3 separate regions of the Mus musculus genome follow, and all the other regions are linked to region 1. A link is a loop called in an ENCODE intact Hi-C map of the cell type or tissue named here. Cell type or tissue: heart. All regions are shown on one strand.

What was found. Peaks named below come from ENCODE experiments on the same cell type or tissue, not always from the same donor. Only the 100,000 strongest peaks of a DNase experiment are listed, where the experiment ranks them.
Region 2: it touches region 1 in a loop (4-fold over the local background); 1 of 42 quality-filtered maps calls a loop at or near these places.
Region 3: it touches region 1 in a loop (2.1-fold over the local background); 1 of 42 quality-filtered maps calls a loop at or near these places.

The regions. Positions count from the first base shown.
Region 1 is chr8:69,713,238-69,721,237 of GRCm38, forward strand. It overlaps Zfp869 (zinc finger protein 869), which reads right to left and starts at 3,665. Exons shown (of 5, transcript NM_001039965.1): 1 at 3,531-3,665. Gm51532 (a long non-coding RNA gene) reads left to right here and starts at 3,870. Exons shown (of 2, transcript XR_003947396.1): 1 at 3,870-4,516; 2 at 6,294-6,559. In heart, no CTCF peak of the experiment used is centred here; DNase peaks (open chromatin) are centred at 3,374 and 3,834; H3K4me3 peaks cover 2,349 bases; H3K27ac peaks cover 1,589 bases.
Region 2 is chr8:69,897,790-69,905,789 of GRCm38, forward strand. It overlaps Ndufa13 (NADH:ubiquinone oxidoreductase subunit A13), which reads right to left and starts at 4,231. Exons shown (of 5, transcript NM_001382215.1): 1 at 4,148-4,231; 2 at 3,753-3,943. The coding sequence starts at 3,846. It overlaps Tssk6 (testis-specific serine kinase 6), which reads left to right and starts at 4,395. Exons shown (of 1, transcript NM_032004.2): 1 at 4,395-5,729. The coding sequence starts at 4,519. The coding sequence ends at 5,340. In heart, CTCF peaks have their summits at 1,467 (motif pointing left), 3,771 and 5,631; DNase peaks (open chromatin) are centred at 3,922 and 5,522; H3K4me3 peaks cover 4,135 bases; H3K27ac peaks cover 3,449 bases.
Region 3 is chr8:69,771,048-69,779,047 of GRCm38, forward strand. Zfp866 (zinc finger protein 866) reads right to left here and starts at 3,864. Exons shown (of 4, transcript NM_177899.3): 1 at 3,743-3,864. The coding sequence starts at 3,745. In heart, no CTCF peak of the experiment used is centred here; a DNase peak (open chromatin) is centred at 3,904; H3K4me3 peaks cover 2,037 bases; H3K27ac peaks cover 1,463 bases.

The sequences.
Region 1 (8,000 bases):
TCACAGCCCACCCTGCACCCCCATGTTCAAACTCCTCACCCAGAGTCTTCCTGTTGGTTATCTGTGCTACCATTCCCTCCATCCTTAACAGCAGCTCCCTGGTGGCCCTTTCCTTACTTCTTCAAGCTCTGCAAGTTAAGACACAGCAATCTAAGGACAAGTGTGACACTAACACCTATGGGAGAGGGACACAGGGTGTTCACTGTCCCAGCTCAAACTCTCAGCTGATTCAGTATTATTATCTAGTTTCATCCATTAGCCTGCAAATTTCATCATCTTGGTTTTATTCACAGCTGAATGGAAGCCTTTCATGTATACACGGTTTTAATATCTACTCACCAGCTGGACATGTAGGCTGTTTTTAATTTCCTGGTTATTACAAATTAAGAATGACAATGAACATGACTGTACAAGCATCTCCCGGAGCAGGCTCTAGAGTCCTCTGTCCATGTACACAGCAGTGCTACAGCGAGGTCATGTGTAAGTTAAGACAAATGATAAAAACAAGAAGGGAGAGATCCTACAGTAGATGATGCTTCTGAAAGCCGATGGTTACTAAGCCGTAACTCCAGAGCAGGAAAGAATCACTGCTTATCAGCCATAGGTCAGGGAGACCTAACAGGCTCGCCTGCTCTTCACGGTTGCCCTCCAGAACTGGCTGTTATTACTGAAGACGCCCCCCACACCGGTTACAATGCAGAAAGAAATCAAACTGGCACTGAACTTCCTCCCTGTTGGCTGGCTTTCATGATGCTCTGGGCACTAAGCAGGCTGCTGGGGGAGGAATGACAGGCACAGAATGTCTTACCCAGACCTCCACGACACACAAAACCAACCTGCCAAGCAAGGTGTGTCCACCTGAGCAATAGTGATATAGCTGTTCTGAGGATAACACCAGGCGGCTCTCTAACTGAACTTGAGGCTCACTCCTTCAGAGAATCCATCCCTGTCATAGTAAACTAAACCCAAAACCCACGTCTGCAGCTGGAGGGATAAACTTTGCACCACTGTTCTAGCTCAACTGTCCTGGCACCCAGTTACCTTCTAAATAATGCTCTACTCACAAACAACTGCTCCTCCCCGTCTGAGGTAGAGAAGCCCCTCCGCAGCAAACTCGGAGATGCACAGTTAGTCAGGACATTTAGACCACCACTTCCAGGGCGCTGAGATCACTGTGAAAGATGAGGCACAGACAGTAAGGCCCAGAGACAGTGAGATGGGATGTAAAATGTTGACTTTTCAGCACTGCAGAGCTAATGCTCTGTATGACCTCACTTTACAACAGCAATGCATTGCTGTAACGGACCTGACACAGGACTGGGCCCATCATGATTTAGATACCAAGGGATTCTAAACAAAGGCATTGTTTTCAACTGTGTACCCACTACCGTGCTCAGATGCATGGGCAGGAACCTGCAGCCACACGGATGATCCTGGTTAAAACCAGAATGGTTTTTTTTAGTGGCTCTCAAAACAAAGAAGGAGATGAAGGGGGCAGAAAACATGGATATTTCACAGGGAACTGTAAGCAGGAGAGGACAAAGAGGGAAATCAGAGGGCAGGACATTACAGTAGTCTTTATACATGTATGAAATTGTTAAAGGGAAAAAGAACATCAGATAGGTGTCACGGTGCATGCCTCTTACATGAAATTATATGTGAAATTCCAGCACTTGGAAATAGAGGCAAAAGAACCAGGAGTTCAAGGTCATTCTTGCCTACACAATTTCTATCTCAAAAGCACATGCTAATTTAAAGAAAAGTCAGGCTAAAGAGGTGGTATGGTTCAATGGTTAAGAACACAGATGCTGGTCTGGAGAGATGGCTCAGCGGTTAAGAGCACTGACTGCTCTTCCAGAGGTCCTGAGTTCAAATCCCAACAACTACATGGTGGCTCACAGTCATCTATAATGGGATCTGATACACCTCTACTGGTGTGTTTAAAGACAGTGTACTATATACATAAAATAAAAAAATAAATAAATCATAAAAAAAAGAACACAGATGCTATTTCAGAGGTCCAATTCCCAGAGTACACATGACAGCTTACACCCATATGTAACTACAGCTACAGGAGATCTGATGTCCTCTGCTAGCTTCCGCAGGCACTAGGCATACAAGCGGTGCAAACGAAACACCATACATAGGATACAAAAGGATGCATCTCCCTCCCCTGGCCTCAGAAAGGGATGGACACCAAGCACTAGGATGGCACGGCCTGAAACCAGCCTATCATCTGATACCTGTGTGAGCCAAGGATCTAGTCAGGGACGCAGCTTCAATTCAACTGAGTCCCTGTCAGTTCACCAGGACCAGTCAGTCTGCCTTTCATATCATATAGACCACTACAGCCACTTTCAAACCTGACATCCTCGGGCTTCATTCAAAGCTCTCCCCCTGTGGCTCACTAGTCGTGTGTTCTAACTTCTCTCATCAACTGAAACACTGCTTGCATTTCTCTTCGCCAACTTCTGGGACCCTCTGAACTCTGCTGCAGCCTCTTTAACTTATGCTGGTTGTGTAAACAGCATATGTGGATATAATTATATATTTACCGTGTGATATGAAAAAATATTAATAATTAGGATTTGGAAAAATTGAACCTTGGATAGAATATCTTGGAAATATAAAATATCTTGGAAAAATAGCCTTGGCCAGATTACCACCAGAGGCGTGACACCTTTTTACTTTCTATTCAGTAAATTATGAAATTGTGGAAATACACAAACATATTTGTCTGTTTCTGATATAACATCCTCATGACCAGAAGACACAATCAGAAAAATGTCAGTTCCCAGGTTCAATTACAGATTTAAGATAATTCCCACAAAATGCTAAAAAGTTCTTATCAGGTACATAAAAGACATTGCTGAATTTTATATGTAAAATACTTTTAAAAAAACACACAAAATGGTTAGCACAATGTAGACGAACCCACAACACACTCGTAACATTTCCAATCAAATACACAAGACAACACACTGTTTAGGAAGAATAAACAGATCCACAAAAAAAAATTTTTTTTTAAATTAGGAGACAAGCTGACCTTTGATAAAGTAGTACAATCTTTTCTAGAACTGTTTCTGGGACACCATCCGAAAGAAACTCTTGGACAAAGACTCGGAGAATTTCACAAAATTAACTCACACTTGATGCTAGACCTACGAAGCCCACAACGTCTAGACCACAGCGCAGAGAACACAGCAGTCATAAGTGCGACACCAAAAGCACAAACAGGGCGCCAGCACTGGGCGGTGACGTCACCAACCCGGAAGCTACCCCCTGATTAGGAGGAGTCTTCCGCTCCCCGCGCTCTGCGCAGACATGGCTGGAAAAGCGGAAGTGATTAGAGTCCTCCGAGACAAGCACTGGCCAGTGACGGGGCCCACGTCGCCCAGTGGAACGCACAGGGTGTCCGCTCGGCCGGCCGGTCCCACCGCTCCCCCAACCCCGGGAAGGACCTATCACCCCGGCTCACGCGGCTCAGCCGACCGCTCCTCCCCATCCGGGGACAGCGGCCCCGCGCTCACCATGGCGCGGTTGCTGAGCTCGCCTGCGCTCCCCCTACAGCTCCCGGCAGCGGCGATCACACCGCAGCTCACGGGACCACGCGATGCCTGCTTAAGAACAGAATCTGCAGCATGGCGGCGGATAGGACCCACCTCTCGTCTCGTCTGGTGTTCTTGATTGGACATCTTGCCCCGAAGCTTTGATTGGCTAGAGCTGCACCACAAGTCTGATTGACAGGAGTTCCCTAGATGCAGCTGCGTGGATGACTCAATTCCATTGCTCTAATTGGCTAGCATGCCCTGAATGATGAAGCAGTTCCTTTAGGCGCTCTTGAGTGAGTGGCCTGGCCTGAAGGTTCTGATTGGCTAGCACTGCCCTACGAGGGCCTGAGTGACAGGAACAGCTTCGCTTGGTCCTTGTGAATGAATGTCCTGCCCTCAGGGCCCTGATTGGCTAGTGAAATCTGAATGACAGCTCCCATAAGTGGATGAACTGAAATTAAAAGACGTGGACCACACAGACCTTCCCAACTCTGGCTTTCACCCAAGTTCATGCAAGTCTGCTTCAAGACGATCTGATTGAAGCAGGACTTCCTTGTGCATCCCAGAACTTTCACAGCTTGTCTTCTTGCACTCAGTAGGTACTTAAGGTTCTTCCTCTTGGAAGCCTTGTTTTTGTGCACAGTCTATTACATACACTCCCCAAGGCAGTGATCACTTTGCCTCACAACTAGACCAGGGCCCAACCCAACCCCTATCACATCGAAACAAGACTTGATGTCCTCCGGGTTTCAGGAATTTCAGCAAGTCACGCCAAAGATTGCTCAATTATAACAAGTTGCACCTTTTCTTTTTAAGCAGAGAAGCGAACCCATTCCAAGACCAAGGTGGTGTTGCTTTTCCTGCAATCCCAACAAAGGAGGTGGAAGCCAAAGAACCAGGAATTCGGGATATACTTCCTGAAAAACTTCCAGTATCAATCACAGACTACTCCAGGTCAACAGAAGGTATTGAAAGACTCCGAGAGGAGCCCCTCGCTCAGGCCTCAGGACAATAGCGGACACCCAAGAACTCACGACAGACCGAGCTTGTTGCAAACCACATGAGGCTTTATTCGGGGAAAGCCAGAGCTCTGGGGACGACTCATATCCCACGCAGGGGTAGAGGAGTTGTCCTCGAGGGGAAAGAGGTCCCAGTTTTTATAGGCCCTCAGGGGGGAAAGGAGAAGGGGGAGATTAGGGGATTTCCAGATCTAAACAATGTCTATTCTCAAGAAATGGGTATGGGAGGGGTACAAGGAAAGAGTCTAATGAAGGTGCAGCAATGGGCACACACCTGGTCAGAACTTTGGCAGACACACAGGTTCAAGAAGTGGCCAGAGCATTGTGCACCTCTATTTTTCTAAATCAGTGAAGCTAGTTCTGCTAACACTGACGTCTATCTTGCCAATTTCAGGGCTTCTGTGTCCTTTTACATTCTGCCAGGATCTTTCAGTATTTGAAGGAGCCTTACACATTGAAGATGCCTGTATCCACGAGGCCACAGAAATGACCAAACCACACTAGAATAGTGAAGGAAGACAGGAGATAGCTAATTTTTAAATAAGCAGATAGCTAAGGAGAGTGGCTCTGGATCAAATCAAACTGATTAGGAGTTCATCCACTTGGGATCCAAGGATTTACTCCAGATTCTTGCCCAAGAGAAGCTGCCTCATGGTCCATCCATTTGCCTAGGAATTTCATAAGTTCATTCTTTTTTAATAGCTGAGTAGTACTCCATTGTGTAAATGCACCTACACGGCTAACTTCACACATATACCACACATGCACACATGCACGTTCACTAGCCCCATTCCACTGAGGGTCACTCACAACCCACCTGGTAGGCTTGACTGAGCTAACTCCCTCTTGCCCTCTGTGCTGTAGGCCACTACTAACAAGGCCAGGTAGGATCTGAGAGCCTTCTTCATAGAAACTTCAAAGATTTTATTCTTTAATATCATTTAATATGAACCAATCAGCTAAATGTATGCTGGCTGGTCCATTTCTAGAAGGATAAATGCACTCTTGCAGTTGTGCAGTTTTGCTCCACAATCTATATGTATGAATAAAGTATACTTGGGGGAGGTGGCTGGAAAGATAGTTCCAAAGTTAAGAGCACTGACTGCTCTTCCATAGCATCTGGGTTCAATTTCCAACACCCACATAATGGCTCACAGTAACTCTAGCCCTACAGGATCCAACATCCTCTTCTGACCTCCCTGGAAGAGGCATGCACGGTGCACATACATACATGCAGAAAAACCAATCACATGAAATTCATAAAGGGCCACAGTGCGCCCTCTCTGAACACCACACCCACCTGTTGTACAGGAGACTGTGGCTTTGTGTGAATATGTGCTTTTTGAGGGAAGATTTTTGGCTTGGTTTGGTTTTTTTTTTTTTGTTTTGCTTTTTTGTTTTTTAAACAGGGTCTCCCTAAATAGCTTTGGGCAATCTGGAGCAATAATAATCTTAATAATAATAATCTTCTGCATGTAGACTGCAAACTTTTCATTCTGTAATTTGTAGCTGGTCTTTGCTACTTTGTGGATTCTTCTTTTCCCACCCTTTACCCCCGCACCCCACCCCATTTCACCCCATCACTAAATAGGAAAGAGGGAGGGAGGGAGGGAGGGAGGGAGAGAGAGAGAGAGAGAGAGAGAGAGAGAGAGAGAGAGAGAGAGAGAGAGAGAATGAATTCCTAAATCTAATGTCTTTCCTTTTGTTTCTTCTTTGACCACAGCAATTACAAACCAACCTCCCTAAATGGCCAACGAGCACCTGCTCCAGCTCCTGGGGAGCTAGCATTCATGTACCCTCCGAAAAGTTCTCAGAATTCCGAATGTCACAGAGACATCACAGTATCACACAATATCGCAGAAACTATCTGCGGCTGGCAATACCATACCTCTGCTAGAGCATGAGGCAAATCGTAGTCAGCTGCTTTGGACAGTCTGAAGTGTCCCATATCTCCACTCCTTGGTTTAAAATGAAAACACATTCTTATAATATTTCTGTGTTTTTAAAGAAACCAAAATTCTGAAGTTGTCACTACATTAATTCTTCACTGAATAGAGAAACCAAGGGGTGGAAAGAGAGCTTGCAGGAAACAGTAGCAAAAAGGCAAGCAATAGCTAAGAAGTAATTACACAAGCCAGGCTTGGTGTCACACACGTTTAATCCCAGCATTCTGGTGGCAGGGGCAGGCATTTTTCTGAGTTTGAGGCTATGGTCTACATATTTCTGAGTTCTATGGTCTACATAGCAATATCCAGACAGTCAGGGTTGTATGGTGAGACACTGTCTCAAAAACAAACAAACAAAACCACACCTCTGAAACCACAGGCATAACTGATACAATCATCAGCATACAGAAGAAGGGCTTAAAGGACACTGGAGACACTCCTGAGAAAGCAGACACGGTCTGATGAAAGGCTTCTAAGGAGAATTCATTAGAAGAGACAAACACAGTCATATTGTGGTGATTAAAGAAAACAGTCTCTCAAGAGAAAACTGGGATTCTGCACACTTAATTTAATAAAAGAAATACTAGCCGGGTGTGGTGGCACACACCTTTAATCCCAGCTCGGGAGGCAGAGGCAAGCGGATTTCCGAGTTTGAGGCCAGCCTGGTCTACAAAGTGAGTTCCAGGACAGCCAGCTACATAGAGAAACCCTGTCTCAAAAAACAAAAACAAAAAACAACAACAACAACAAAAAAAAAAACTAATGGGCTGTAGAGGTACAAATAAACTGCAACCCAATAACAGTGTCAATACAATACATTTGGAACAAGGCAGGTGATCAAGCCAAAACAACAACAACAACAACAACAACAACAACAACAAAAACATCAAATATAAATATCAAAAGTTGAGAAGTACGGAGCTGGAAAGACGGGTCAGTGGTTAAGAACACTGGCTACTCCTCCAGAGGGACCAAAGTTTGGTTCCCAGCACCCACATTGTGGTTTACAGCCCGCCATAACTCCAGTTCCAGGGGATGTTACTCCCTCTTCTGACCTCCAGAGACGCTAGACACAAATATGGTGTGCATACATATATGCAGACAATGCATTCATACACAGAGTATGAATTCATATATATGTGTGAATTATATATACTTCCATCAGGGAACCATTTCCTCTGCTCAGATCTATGCAGAGCAGGAAAAGAAAATGTTCCACTCCTTTCTCTTTTATGATTTATGTCTCCTTTTTAACCAATGACCATAAAAACCACCATTCTCTTAGAAGATTTTTCTTTTTAATGTGCTCCAGGCCTGGGAAAGAGGAACGCTGCCAGACAACACAACCTAGACAGAATGGGATTTTCCCTTCTGTCCAACACTGACCAAGGAAGGAAATGTTAGAAAACATTTCAATAGGTTCTTTTTAAAGGATTAAAGATAGCTTCTAAAAAGATTTCCTTTGCCAGGTGGTGGTGGTGCAT
Region 2 (8,000 bases), 180 kb after region 1:
AGTGAGACTGTTTCAAACCCCCAAACAACAACAATGAAAGGGCTGCCTGGTGCAGAACACCAGGGTGCTGGTGAAGCTGAGGGAGGCGCAGAACACAGGCCTGTCCGAAACCAGTCTGGGAGACGCCAGTTTGAGGTCTGCTCACAGGGAGGCTCCTCCTCACTTCCCCAGGCTACAGCAGTTCCTGGCGACCAGGAGCAGAGGCACAGGTAGGAATGCTGACACTATGAGTCCATCAGCTAGACTGGAAGCTCTTTGGGAAAGAACCAGCCATGTGCAGTTAGCTAGGCTGGAACTCAGGACAAAGGCCACCCGTGACTACACAAGAAAACTTCCGCAGAGCTGGAGTCATGGCTCTGAGGTTAAGTGTAGGGACAGAGTTCTGTGCCCCAAACTACAATGGGTGCCTTACAGCCACTTACAACCCCAACTCCAGGGAATTTGATGCCTTCCTCCAGCCTCCATAAGCACCTGCATTCCCGTGCACATACAGACACTTCAGTCTTATCCATGTGTGCTGGGGCTCTTCTTCAATCCCAGCAGTTGGGAGACAGAGACAGGCAGATCTCTGTGAGTTTGAGACCAGTCTGGTCTACATGGAGAGCCAGCCATGGCTACATAGTGAGACCCAGTCTCTAAATGAGGCACATGGCTGAAGTGGTAGACGACCTGCTAACAGGCATAAGCCCTGGGATCCCTATTCACAGTGAAGAAGCTAGGCTTAGTGACACACACCAAGTGTCACCCAGCATTCAGGAGGCAGAAGCAGAAGAATCAGAAACTCAGGGTCATCCTCGAAAAGGGCTACAATGAAACCTTGTCTCTAAATAAATGCAGGAAGACAAACATTATATGCCGGGCAGTGGCGCACACCTTTAATCCCAGCACACAGGAGGCAGAGGCAGGCAGATCTCCGAGTTTGGTGCCCAGCCTGGTCTACAGAGTGAGTTCTAGGACAGCTAGGGCTACACAGAGAAACCCTGTCTCAAAAAACCAATAAACAAATAAATAAGTAAGACACCCTGACTTGAGGAGACCACTAGCTCAGTCTAAGTGCAGGCCTAAGTGGGCCACACTTCAGAGAAAGCTGAAAGAGAGAGGCTGGCAAAAATGGTTCAGCTGGTAAACACTAACTGCAGAATGGAACCCACAGAAAGACAGAAGAAAACTGACTCTGCAAAGCTGTTCTCTGACCTCCACATTCCCACGCTCCCCACAGACATTCAAGCACAATAATAAATACTAAAAAGTAGGGCGGGGGGGGGGGGGGAGCCAGGCAGGGTGGCACATGCCTTTGATCCCATGAGTTCCAGAATAGCCAGGGCTATATTGGGGTGTGGCAAGGTGGGGGTGGGCGTGGGCGGGCACTTGCTGTTCTTGCAGAAGACATAGGCTCAGTTTGCAGCACCTACATGGCAACTCACATAACTTCAGTTCCAGGGAATCTGATGACCTCTTGTGGTTCGCACAGGTACCAGTCATGCGTGCAGTATACATGCATAGATGCAAGAAATCAGAACCATACAGTTTTTAAATGTTTAAGGAAGAAAGAATAAAGATAGAGGCTGGCAAGATGAGTAAAAGGGCTGAATCCCTAAGACCCATGGGGCAGAAGGAAGCACATTCCTCAAGTTGTCCTCTACCCTTTATGTGCAAAAGAGGCGCATTCACATCTGTACTAAGTCACACACAAAATGTAAGAAAAAAGAAAAAAGGAAGAGACAGGAGGGAGAAGTGGACAGAGGATCTGCCTCACTGTCAGAACAGCAGGTGAGGCCCTGGGAATGGGGAGGGTATTCTAGTCTGCCATCTGTGTCTCAAAAGGCCTGGAGGGGGCTGGAGAGGTGGCTCAGAGGTTAAGAGCACTGGCTGCTCTTCCAGAGGTCCTGAGTTCAATTCCCAGTAACCACATGGTGGCTCACAACCATCTGTAATAGAATCCAATGCCCTCTTTTGGTGTGTCTGAAGACAACTACAGTGTACTCATATATATATATAAAATAGATAAATATTCCTTTTTTTTCCTTTCTTTTTTTGGTTTTTCCAGACAGGGTTTCTTTGTGTAGCCCTGGCTGTCCTGGAGCTCACTCTGTAGACCAGACTGGCCTTGAACTCAGAAATCCGCCTGCCTCTGCCTCCCCAGTGCTGGGATTAAAGGTTTGTACCATCACTGCCTGGCTAGTTTTTGGGTTTTAAAACCAGTTTCTCACAATATGTTCCTGGCTGGCTGGAACTTGACATTTGGATTTGGACCCTGGAACAAGGGACAGAGGTTCATATTTTACATACCAAAGCAGCGTGACCTGGCCTCCAGGTTCTCCCAGCATCCCTCAGTCTGTACCTGGCACATCTTGCCCACAACTCTCAACTATCTAGCCCAGGGTCTGGGCTGCCCTTCACCAAGAGGCTCTTCTCTATATAATCCAGAACCAAACACTCTCCACATAGCCTAGGCTAGCCTTGAACTTGTTGTGACCCATCTTTGCTTCTCATGTCTAGAATCACAGGTGAGCCATCACACAGGACCAGAACATTTTGTTTGCTTAGTTGAGGCACAGTTTCTATAATATGCACATTAAAGTCTGATGAATTAAAATCTAAAAATCTGAATTTGTAGAAGGTGGAGTTAGCAAACTCAGGTCCTTTGGAAGAGCATCAATGCCCTTAACCACTGTGCCATCTTACAGTCCCTAAGCCCATCTCTCTCTTCTTCTAGGGTGAGATGGGATCATGTAGTCCAGGTTGATCTATGTAGCCCAGGATGACCCTAACCATCAATCCGTTTTGCTTCAGCATCCAAAATGCTGAGATGATGGGTGTGCACCACCAAGTCCTGTTTATGCAGTGCCAGGGGTGCGACCTAGGGCTTTGAAAGGCTAGGCAGGCACTCTACCAATTGGGCCCCAGTTGCTAACTACTGTATTTCTGTAACTCTGAGCACTGACAGTGGGGACTTTAACTTTCTTCATATTCTTTTCCTGTTGAAATCGATAATAAAATTCTAAATGTTACTTAAAACACTTTTAAAAACTTAAAAACACAGCCTGGTGGGCACATGCCTGTCATCCTGGTACTATGAAGGCATAGAGTTGGGGTGTTCATAATTTCAGGCTGGCCTGGGCTCCACGAAAGCCGGTGGGGGTGGGGGCTGGGGGTGGGCAGAGAATGCCAGAAGAGGAACCAGCACTAGGGAGGCTAGAGTTTAAGACTAGCCTTCTATGCTATGTTACAATCAACACACATCTTGCCTTGGGTGGACCTGTCTGTCATCCCAGCAATCCATTGGCAAAGGCAGGGTCGCCACGAGTTTGAGGCCAGCCTGGGCTATATAGTAAGTCCCTATCTGCAAAAAAAAAAAAAAAAAAAAAAAAAAAAAAAAATTTAAAAACATTAAAAAAAAAATACGTATAACGGTGCATACCTATGAGCATAGCCTTCGGAAGTGAAGGCAAGAGATCAGGAGTTCTAGATCAGTCTCTGCTACGGAGTTTGAGGCCAGCCTAAAACAAAACAAAAGCCTCCAAACTCCAGGTTAGTGCTTCTCGCAGGCTTAGTTTCCAGGCCCGTGGAAGCCAGCTGGAAACTAGGGGACATGAACATTCTGGCTTCCGGGATGCTGCACTAGAAAACCAAGATTCCAACTCAGCCTCCGCTCACACTGTGCACTCTGAAGCCCGCAGGCTGCCCTCTCTCGTCTAACCGCATAACAAAAGCCTGGTCTGCGACGAACAGGACGACACTGAGACACTGACCCGACAGTCCCCGGCGGGGCAGGTTCCGCTTGTAGTCGATGGGGCCGTAGCCCCCTGGCGGGGGCATGTCCTGCTTCACCTTCGACGCCGCCATACTTGCAGGACCCGCAACTTCCGGCCACCAGCGGAAGTGAGGCAACGCGCGACCACCATTTTGAGTGTGGCGGAAGTTCCGTCACCCAGGAGGTTCCCTATAATTTGGAAGCGTTACGCTAGCCTTGCTGCGATCCGGAAGTCAGTCCCTCCTCCCTCTGGCCCTAGGCAGGGAGTAACTGTGGTCTGCATCTAGAGCTCTCTCGGGCGTGTTTCTTGCACTAAAAACCTTGGGAGTTCACCTACTTTCTTTCGTGAGCCATGGTAGCCAGGCTCGAGGCAACAGGCTGGTTCCCACCCACCTGAGCACCATCACTTCAGGGAGGGACTTGTCCTGTTCCACATCAGTGGGCAGTCTCCTCGCCAGTGACTTCTCACGAGGAACTGACCATTAAGGGCGATTGAGTCACAAAGCCTAAGAAGGGTTTAGGGAGCCCGCGGGGCGGGGGAGGGAGGGTCCCCGCCCCAAGGCCGAGTGACGCCCGCAGTCACTTCACAAGGCAGAAATTGTTACCCGGGCAATAAAAGTCATCGCGGCTGTAGGGCCTTGGGAGTGGGCACATGGGGGCACGGGGGTGCAGGTGCCAAGCACCATGGGTTAGGCCCGAGATTGGAGTCCGGCCGCCCCCCGACAGCAGCCGCCTCCTGCTCCCCGCGCGCCCCGGGCGCCACCATGTCGGGCGACAAACTCCTGAGCGAACTTGGCTATAAGCTGGGCCGCACGATAGGTGAGGGCAGCTACTCCAAGGTGAAAGTGGCCACCTCCAAGAAGTATAAAGGGACGGTGGCCATCAAGGTGGTGGACCGCCGGCGAGCGCCTCCGGACTTCGTCAACAAGTTCCTGCCTCGAGAGCTGTCCATCCTGCGGGGAGTACGGCACCCGCACATCGTACACGTTTTCGAGTTCATCGAAGTGTGCAATGGGAAGCTGTACATCGTGATGGAGGCAGCAGCCACCGACCTGCTGCAGGCAGTGCAGCGCAACGGGCGCATCCCGGGGTCGCAGGCGCGCGAACTCTTCTCGCAGATCGCGGGCGCCGTGCGCTACCTGCACGACCACCACCTGGTGCACCGCGACCTCAAGTGCGAAAACGTGCTGCTAAGCCCTGACGAGCGCCGCGTCAAGATCACGGATTTCGGTTTCGGCCGCCAGGCGCACGGCTACCCAGACCTGAGCACCACCTACTGCGGCTCGGCCGCGTATGCGTCACCTGAGGTGCTCCTGGGCATCCCCTACGACCCTAAGAAATACGACGTGTGGAGCCTGGGCGTTGTGCTCTACGTCATGGTCACCGGGTGCATGCCCTTCGACGACTCGGACATTGCTGGCCTACCCCGGCGCCAGAAGCGCGGCGTGCTCTACCCTGACGGCCTCGAACTGTCGGAACGATGCAAATCCTTGATCGCCGAGCTGCTACAGTTCAGCCCGTCTGCCCGGCCCTCGGCGGGCCAGGTGGCGCGCAATGGCTGGCTGCGGGCCGGGGACTCCGGCTAGGAGCCGGGGTTCTCGCTGTTCCCGCCGCACCAGGCACAGAGCCAGGGCGGCGCACGCGCGAAGGGCGAGCTTCGGGAAACCCGCGAAGTCGCCGCGCGCCACTGCGCACGCGTCCTGTCCCTTCCCCTTCCCCCACGGCGGCGGCCCTCTGAGGCCTGCTGTTGGGTTCTGATTCCTCCTGCACAAACTGATTGCTGGAGAGCGCATGCGCATCCTCGATTTCTGGCGAGAAGGCCCCGGGAGGGGCGCAAAGAGAAGAGAGAGAAGCATTGCGCCTGCGCAGAATGAGCTGTTGCACGGTGGGTTGCCATGCTACAGAGAAACCGTGGGCCAGCCGTGCACGCTAAGTTCCAGGTTGGAACCTGCAATAAATTCGCTCTTCCTTGCAACTGGGGTTAGCGGTGGAACCTTGTCACTGAGCAGGGGGTGGGAAGTTTTCGGCAACTTAGAGAAAGGCGAGTATGTGGAAATTCTACCTTTAGACCTAAAAACCGGAGTAGGGAGATTCAAATCCTGATTCTTCACGTCCCTAAACTGGATAAATTCCTAAAAGTTCTATAGTCATCCGCCAGGATCTGATGATACTTGAATTGGGATCAGCGGGACTGCCTGTTGGCTGGAACAGCATTTACAGATGTGACACCCACATAGGTGTCAGTTGTGCAGAGACAGGTGTGGATTGTACTCAGGTCTCTGGAAGCCGGGAGTCCTTGGTGATGGTTGTTTTCCCTATGGGAAAAGTTTACAGGGAAAAACCAGACCCATCTACTGATGATCTCTTGATTTGTTGTTGGTGGTGGTGGTGGTGATTTTGTGTGTCAAAGTTAGATCAAATACCTCACTATGCAGCCTAGGCTGGCTTGTAACTTGGATTCTCCTGCCTCCACTTTCCAAGGTGTGCAGTCCAGTTCTGCATGTCTTGAACCAGATATTGGGATTTTGAGAAGCTTCAACCATCCTTGCCTTCAACAAGGATGCAAGTGCAAGCCAAGTAAAAGAAGAGCCGAGATGTGGGGATAATTGTACGTTGTGAGGAACTCCCGTGGGCGGTGGTATCCAGAGACAGACTCAAGCTGGCCTCAGCCCCAGCTCCCCTCTACTCCACAGGTTTCTGGTGCCCTGGAGTTTTTGAATGTGAAAACTTTCCTCATGCTGGGCCCTAACTGCGGCATTGGCAGATGGGGAGACTGAGGCTATAAGAGGGGAGAGGCCTAAAGTCTGGGGCTAGCTGGAGTATGCCAGAGTCGAGAAAAAAACCCACTCCCCTGGCAGTGGGCAGAGGGAGCCAATGGATACAGGCTGTGCTTTGTGTTCCGCACCTGAGAAGTAGGGCTTGGGAAGGCGGGGGCTCAGTAGACTCAGGGTTTGTATTTCTATATTGTCTTTTGAGATTCCAGTACACAAGTTGACTACACCACCCACTTCCCATTGCCCTTCTTCCTAGTGTTGGAGGTAGAATCGAGAACCTTACTCTCTGAGCCAGCCAGCCCCCCCAACCCCCCGCCCCTCACTGGGCATTCTAGGGGCATTCTAGGCATGGGTTGCACCACTGAGCCACAGGCCAGGCTTGTTGTAGAGACAGGTTTTGCTATGTAGGCATAGACTACTCACATGTAACCCAAATAGAAAAATGGGGCAATCCTCTTGCCTCTTGGGCAGTATGCACCAGGTATGCACCAAGACCAGTTACCCATTTTTCTTCTCTGTCTGTCTATGGGTTTTTGTTGTTGTTGTTTGGTTTTGTTTTCAAGATAATATAGCTCTGGCTATCCTGGGACTATGTAGACCAGGCTGGCTCCAAACTCCACGTGCCTCTGCCTCCTGAGTGCTGGGATTAAAAGTGAGCACCACCACACCTAGCTGCTTTTTTTTTTTTTTTTTTTTTTTTTTTTTTGCCGATCTAGGTGTCAGCTGACAGCTTTTACACAGCCCTGCCCTTCCCCAACTCCCCCCACCCCCCATGCACATTGTGAGGTTTACTTCAGAGGTAGCAGGTCCTAGGGAACAGAATTAATGATTCCTGTTTCTCAGCTTAAAACGCTGCTCGAGCCCATAGCCTATGGTTGGTCTTGGGGCCACTGAGACTGCCTGACTCACAAGGGCAGAATCCTGGAGAAATGCTTAGAAGTGCTGGGTCCTGGGCATCAGTGTGGATGCAGCTTGAAGCAGGAAAAACCTCCACTGGCTCTGTGCCTTGCAGAGGTGAGGTACACTGCAGGGAGCAGCCATTGGCTCCAGCCCAGCCAGGGTTACATGTAATACACTGTCTCAACAACAGAATTAAAATGTATGCAGTGTGTGTGTGTGTGTGTGTGTAGAGAGGAGAGAGGAGAGAGAGAGAGAGAGAGAGAGAGAGAGAGAGAGAGAGAGAGAGAGAGAGAGAGAGAGAGAGAGAGAGAAAGAGAGAGAAATAGTTCAGTAAAGAGAACTATTTTTTCCAGAAGGCCAGAATTCAGTTCCAACATCCATGTTGAACAGTTCACAATAGCCTGTCACTCCAGCTCCAGGGAATGTGTCACCGTCTTTTGTCCCCACAGGTACCACACACACTTAGCATACATTTACACACAGACCTATGCACACAAATAAAAATTAAAATCTTAAAAAGGCTGGGTCTGACAAGGCTCAGTAGATAAAGGCACTGGCTGCTCTTACAGAGG
Region 3 (8,000 bases), 58 kb after region 1:
GCCTTTTCAGCCTTTCTGTTTAGCTCTTCATATACAAAGAAATCTGTGAAAAATAACAACTAAATACGAAGTGCATTCTGGAGTCAGATTGCCAATACACAGGTAATAGAATCTTGGTAACAAATACTTTGGAGACACTAAACAAATGGCAAACTGAGCCTGCAAGAAAGGAACAGTAACCCTGGAGAAGACAGACTCATTTCCAGAGGTACTCACTGCAACGTCAAATGTTGTTTCTGAGACAACGTCTCACTACGTAGCCATAGCTGGAGTGGAACCAATGATTTAGACCATGCTGGCGTCAATCTCCCGGTGTCTACCTGCCTCTGCCTCCCCAGTGCTGAGATTAAAGGCAAATGTTCACTTTCTAATGTTATGAAATCACAAAGAATGCAGAGAAAGACAAACATGTGGCTCAAACATTGGGGAGGGAGAACGGCTTGAGATCAATCTTCTATGAGATTCTTCATTTACTGCACAACCTAACGATGTCATAACCTTGCTGGTGACATGTGCAAACGCAGAAGCCTACGAAGCTGTAAGAGCTGGAGAGAAGGCTCAGCAGTTAACATACACTGTTCTTAAAAAGAAGCTGACTTGGCTCCCAGCGACCATAGCAACCTGAAGCTCTAGAGGTCCTGACACCCTCTGACTTCCTTAGACACACACACACACACACACACACACACACACACACACACACACACACAAATAAACAGTAACGAACAATTCTGATTGAAGCTGAGGAAACTAAGCTAAACCATATGCTTGAATGTACAAAAGCCTGGACTCACTTTCCAGTGCCCTAAAAGAAAAACATGCTCAATCTAATACAATATACCATTAACAATGAAGTAGAAAAAATATGATTCTGCCAGTAACTGGAATATATATGGCAGGAAGAGGTGGAGGGATGTCTCAGGAGAGCACTTGCTGCTCTTGCAGGACCCTGTTTGAGTTCTGGGACCCACATGGCAGCCTACAATCAACAGTAACTTGTTGCGTGAGATCTAGTGTGCCCTTCTGGTCTCCACAGGCACCAGCTACAGACACAGTGCACTTACAGTACGCTTATATGGAGGCAAAACACTCATGCACATGAAGTAAAATAAATCTTTTAAAAATGATTGGGTTGAGGGCCAGGAGTGGTGGAGCATGCTTTTGATCCTAGCACTCTGAAGACACGGACAGGCAGATCTCTGTGAATTCAAGGTCAGACTGGTCTACAGAGTTCCAGGACAGCCAGAGCTACATAATAGGAGAATGGATAAGCAGAACATGCTGCCAGAGACCTTTAATCCTAGCACTATGAAGGCAATCACTGACAGATCTCTGAGTTTGAGGCTAGCCTCATCTACATAGCAAGTTCTAGGCCACCCAAAGCTACATAGCAAGACTTTGTAAAACACAGAACATAAAAAAGGGGGGAAGGGATGTTTGGTTTGGTTTTAAGACAAGGTTTCTCTGTGTAGCGATGGCTGTCTTGGAACTAGACCTATAGACCAGGCTAGCTTCGAGCCCAGAGATTTGTCTTCCTTTACTGGTAGTGGGAATAAAGGCATGCACCACCATGGTGTGGCTTAGAATGAGTTTCTTTTCTCTTGCCCTCTCTCTCCCGCTCTTTCTCTCATACACACACACACACAGCAAGAAAGGGGATTAAGGATGCTATTAGCATTGAAAAGAAAAAAATAAACTGTTTCCTCAAAATAAATTCCAAGAATCAACAAAACTCATTGAACCAACAAGATTATAACCAGTAACTCTTAACAAATTATCAAAATGTTTAAAGATGAGTATAATATCCATCAGCGTCCTGTAAGCCAACAGTGAGCAGCTGGATAACAATACCCAGTATGGCAATGCAGGTAAGAAGAGACAATGAAATATATACCAATTCAATAAAGTCCTCTAGGTAAGAACTACAATTTTTTTAAAAAGATTTTAACTGTTTTAAAACTTTCAAAAAGTTTTATTAGGAGCAAAGAGGAGATACAAATTATAGACATTTCCAAGAAAGGCAATGGGCCTCTTTGAGTGAGAGAATGCCAAGGGGCCTTACTTTGTTTTTTTCACACTTTTTTATGAAGATCAGTGTTTTGCCAGCACATATGCGGTGCCTGTGGAGATCAGAGGAGGCCTGGAGACTAGTTACAGGAGGTTGTAAATGGCCACCTGAGCACTGGGAACTGAATCAGGCAGCATCCTCTGCAAAAAACAACCAGGGCTTTTCACTGCTAAGCCACTTTTAAAGTTTTAAGAGTGTGTGTGTGTGTAGGGGTTCGTGCATTTGAAGGAGGTGCCCTCAGAGGCCAGAAGTGGAGATGGGATGCTCTGGTACTGGAGTTATAGGCAGTTGTGAGTCACAGAGGTGGATGCTGGAAATCAAACTGGAGTCTTTACAAGAGCAATACCCTCTTAAGCACTGAACCATCATTACAGACCATCCACCTCATCTTTTTGACAGGGTCTCATGATGTAACCCTGGCTAACCTGGAACTCTGCAGCTATGTAAACCAGGCTAGCCTCAATCTGCCAACCTCTTCCTCCCAAGTGCTGGGTTAAAAGTAGACTGACCAACCAACCCAGCAAGAACTATAATTTTTAACAACAAAAAACAAAACAAAACAAAACCATGCAGGGCAGTGGGAGACAATGCCTTGAATCTTGGCACATGGAAGGCAGAGAGAAGCAGGTGTATGGCTATGATTTCAAGGCCAGCCTCTACAGAGTGAGTTTTAGGCCAAAGCAGACCTAACAAAAAACAAAATAAGCAAAAAAGACAACAACAAAACCCCAACCAAACAAAAAGCAAACACAAAATAGTGATACCCCATAAATATGGCGATAGGAAGCTTCAGAACTGAACGTCATGTTTCCTCAATCTGCACTAAGATTTAAATAATCACAATATAAATCCTAACAACTTATGAAAAATTAAGAAACTGATTCTCAAGTTTATGTGGAGAGTGGAAAAAAACGAAAATGGTCCACACAATTCCAAAGAAACAGCACACAGACTTAAAGTGTATATATATAGTTATAGATATTATATATACACATGTTATATACACACACATATATATATGGGGTGTGTGTGTGTGTGTACCTTTTTTTGACAAAGTAGCAAAGGAAACTCAACAAAGGGCAGAATAGCAAAAGGTTATTAGCAGAACCGATGTCTATAGACAAGAAATTAAATAGAGTTTCACAATGTTGGGGCTGGAGAGATGGTTTAATGGTTGGGAAAACCGGCTGCTCTTCCAGAGGACCTGAGTTCAATTCCTAGTACCAACATGGCAGCTCAACAACAGTTCCAGAGGATCTGACATCCTCACAAAGACATACATACATTTTGGCAAAATACCAATGCACAAAAAATAATAATTTTTTTAAAGTTTAAAATTCACAGTATTAACTCAAGTTGATTGCTTTGACCTAAATGTTACATGAAAATTCAGAACTTCTAGAAAGTAGCAGAAACTAGATGACCTATTGTTTTACAACCTTCTGATGAGATACCCAAAGCAGGACTGTATAAAACGCCTGCCCCAGACAGAGCACCGACTCTTTCCTGCGCGAGGCGGAGCCTCCGCAGGGAGGCTCCGCGCTCTGCGCAGGCGCGGACCACGGCGAAGAGGACACAGGGCCCAGCGCCACACAGCACTGAATGCCGCTGCCGCCCCGCCCCAGCCTCGGGGAGGATCCACCACAGCGGGCAGGGACAGCGGCCCTTGCTCACCATGGCGCGGCTTCCGAACTCGCCCGCGCTCTCCTCACTGGTCCCGGCAGCAGCGCTCACAGCACAACACACCGCACCTCCCTGTGCCGCAGAGCCGAGCCACAATATGGCGGCCGTGAAGAACCCGCCTCTTGCCGCTCTCCAGTAGTCCTGATTAGACGGCACGGTTCTAGAACCTGATTGGCTACCAAAGCCTGAGTGACACTAGCTTCCAAAGCCGAAGTGTGGGATTCAAATGACAGCCATAGCCCCGCCCTCCTTGCTTCTAAGCAGAACTAGCTTCTCCCTGGTAAAGCAGTACTCCATCACCAAGTCGTCACTGTGCACACCGAGTGCTCATTGCAGCAATCCTGCTGCCTCACAATTAGAAAGGTGCTCAGGTCAGTTTTAATTAGAAGGTCAAATTATAACTGGACATGATGTTCTCCAGGCATCAGGAATTTGAGTAAGGAACATCTATGGTTTATACATCTGTCCCAGGTTGCACATTAACACAAGTATTCATTTCCTCTATTTTCATAGCATGTGTGTTCTTCCAGTTAAGATCTCTATCCAGCCGGGCAGTGCAGGCAGTGGTGGCACACACCTTTAATTCCAGCACTTGGGAGGCAGAGGCAGGCAGATTCCTGAGTTCGAGGCCAGAGTGGTCTACAGAGTGAGGACAGCCAAGGCTACACCAGAAACCCTGTCTTGAAAAAACCAAAACAAACAAACAAACAAAAACCAAAAACCTCTCTATCCTTCCATCTCACCCCCGTTTCTCCTCTCCAGGCCTCTACAGACATTCTAATTTAAACAAAAGCAAAAAGAAAAAGAAAAAGAAAATTGAAGACGTGGGTCAAGGAAATGACTTAGTAGGTTAAGCATGAACATAGTAGAAGAAGACCAACTCAGGAAAGTTGTCCTCTGGCCTCCACAAGTGTGTTCTTCACACACACATAAATATACACAGACACACACACACGTACATAGCCACTAAATCATCAGAACATTTTATTATTTAATTTTTGGTTTTTTGAGTTAGAGTTTCTCTGTGTAGCCCTAGCTATCCTGGTGTTTTTGTTTTTGTTTTTTGTTTTTTTGTTTTTTTCCAAGACAGGGTTTCTCTGTATAGCCCTGGCTATCCTAGAACTCACTCTGTAGACCAGGCTAATCTCAAACACAGAGGTCTACCTGCCTATGCTTCACGGGTGCTGGGAAAAAGGCGTTCACCCATTTTTACTAAAGAAGAAGTGGGGGAGTACTGGCAGTAGAAACAATAAGAAGGAAAAACCCAGCAAAGCTAATGGAGTCAATGAACAGATCAGTGAGTGGTGTTCAGTCGTGTAATGATTAGTCTTGATTGTCAAAGTGATAGGAGCAACCCTCCAGCATGTATGTAAGGGTGTTTCTAAATAGGGTAGTTGAGATAGGAAGGCTCTTCCTAAAAGTGGGCAGTATCATTACCTAGACCACAATCAAGGACCGACTGAAAAGAGGGAAGGAGGTGAGGGGATGGGAGCACTCTCTGTACCTTCTGCTCTTGTAGAGAACTTGTTTGGTTTACACACACACACACACACACACACACACACACACACACACACACACCCGTTGGCTCTTAACTTCCTGTAAATCCAGCTCCAGGGGATGAAATTCCTTCTTCTGAGCGCCTTCATGGCTCATGCATACTGAATTACCCATACATGTAAATAAAAAAAATGTTTTTAAATTATCATTATAGAATATCTTTTCTCCTCCTATGAAGGTTCCGATTCTCCCTGTTTAAGATCTCAAATATCTCTGAATTATAACTATTCCTAAGACAAGATATAATAAAGAGAATATACCTAGGAGCCAAAGTTAAAACTCCGTGTTAGCGCCAGCTAACCATCCATGAGAACCAGCTCTCTATAACCTCTTCATATTTTTTAGAGAGGATCTCACTCTGTACCCAAGGCTGGCCTCCAACTCACAGGAAACCACTGGTCTCTGCCTCTCGTGTCTCTATAACCTCTTGGCTTTAGTTAGTCTGGGAACTTTTGAATTATGTTTGGCTGACAAAAGTGAATCCATGCTTGTTGTCTTTTTTTTTTTTTTAATGTTTATATGAGTACATTGTTGCTGTCTTCAGATACTCCCCTTCCCAGACACCCCTCCTGCAAAAGGTATTTAACCCCAGGCCTGCCCTGAGAAGTGGGGTATGGTTTTACTCATCCACTTTGTGCTATGACAATAAATGCCCTAAAACCATGGACTGCCTCTTTTCATCAGGATCTGCCGTGGGGAGCAATGGAGAAGCTTTCACCTAAAGAGCTGCCATCTACTCTCCAGTGGAAGGCCTCTCCGCACTCCCAGCCACCACCAAGACTAAACCACCACCGCCAACAAGCCAAGTACCTATCCCCCCCCCGCCCCCCCCGCCCCCCCCACCCTAACCAGCCGAAGCTTCTTTCTTTCCCCCTTGGCCCCGGCTAGATCCAGCCCATGGGCCCCCACTCTGTTCTCAGCTCTTCCAAGCTCCCAGCAGCACCTGGGGTCCGAGAGCCTGAGAAGCAGATAGTCCCGGCCTCCCAAGCCAGCTCCCTGGACTTCAGACTGCGCTTCCCCAACCCCAGAGTGGTGTTCGGAGGCTTCCCTACAGCCTGACACCTGCCCAGCAATGGCGTGGGGTAAGCACAGTCAAACTTCCTGTGTCCTGCCTCCCTGCGTGGCCAAGCCCTATATCAGAGAAGACATGAGACCCCGCTAACCCTACAGCATGTAGGTCCAGAATATAATGTTTTTTAACTCTCAGGCTCACAAGATCAAGGAAAACGTTTAAGAGAATGTTTTAAATAAATGTTAAAAGAGAATGTTTTAAAACTGAGTACTGGATAGATGGCTCAGTGATTAAGAGGACTTTCCAAACTTGCAGAGGACTTGAATTCCTGTAGCTTTAGATTTTTTCTCAACCCTAATTTTGTTTGTTTGTTTGTTTGTTTGTTTATTTGTTTGTTTGTTGTTGTTTGGTTTGGGTTGTTTTTTGTTTTTTTTTGTTGTTTTTTTTTTTGTTTTTTTGTTTTTTTGTTTTTTTTTTGTTTTTTCGAGACAGGGTTTCTCTGTATAGCCCTGGCTGTCCTGGAACTCACTTTGTAGACCAGGCTGGCCTCGAACTCAGAAATCTGCCTCCCCAGTGCTGGGATTAAAGGCGTGTGCCACCACGCCTGGCTTTAATAACGGTTCTTAAATGCTTTAACCTCCTTCCAACCAACCAGTGTTGGAGATTGGTTATAATGCTTTGAATCTTCATGTCCAGACACTGAAGGTCCTGATCGATAAAGATGCAAACAGCCATAGGCTGGGCACAGGGCAGGACACTTATAGTAGCATGGGAGAAGATGCAGAGAGGAAAGAGAGAGGTGCACCAGGACTGGAGGAAGAAGAATGGGGCGAAATAGCAACAGGAGATAAAGCCAATGACTCATATGAGATTTCAGGTAAATGGCCTTTAGGGTGGCAGGGGAAGGTTTAGGAATGTTCAGCCTTTGAGGTAGCCAAGACATTTTTAAAATAAGCTAGTGTGTGTGTGTGTGTGTGTGTGTGTGTGTGTGTTTCATCCCAGGATCAAAAGATAGTTCCTGGGTGGGTGTGCATGTACAATCTGCCAGGAGTCAAAGTGGTGAAGCGAAACTCACTGCAACACACCAGAGGTAGTGGAAAAGAAAGGTTATTAGGATATAAGGGAAGTGTACCTGTTTAGAAATTTTTCTTTGAAGCAAATCCCATCTGTATTGTCAGGAAATCAGCAGTTCAGTTCATAGAAGTCAGGAGCAGCAAACACTTCATAAATATACCAGCAGTCCAGTTCAGTAGTGTTGGTATAGCAAACATGAATCAGCAGTGGTGGGCAACCTAGTAGAAATAGTCAGGTCTCAGCTGAATTGGCATGAGTCAGCAAGAGTTACCAGGACCACCAGGGACACCAGAAGTTATTTGCTGTGCTCTCAACAAAATATAGAACAGTGAAGACTTGAGACCAAGAAGCGTTGCAGAGCTAGCTATGTGAGCAAGCCAAGCCCTGGCCACTGTTAGTTGAGTCCTTTCTATACTCCCTTCAACATTAAACAGCACGTGTCCTCCATGGGTCTCGCCTCAGCACACGTCTTGCCTCAGTACATGAATCTGTCTTAGCAAAATTCCACATGAGTCTTTATCAGCTGATATAACTCTGCCAAACAGCCTGAGTCCAAGGAAACTGCAAGAAGCCAGTGGAACATCACAAGAAGTTTTTTGGTGT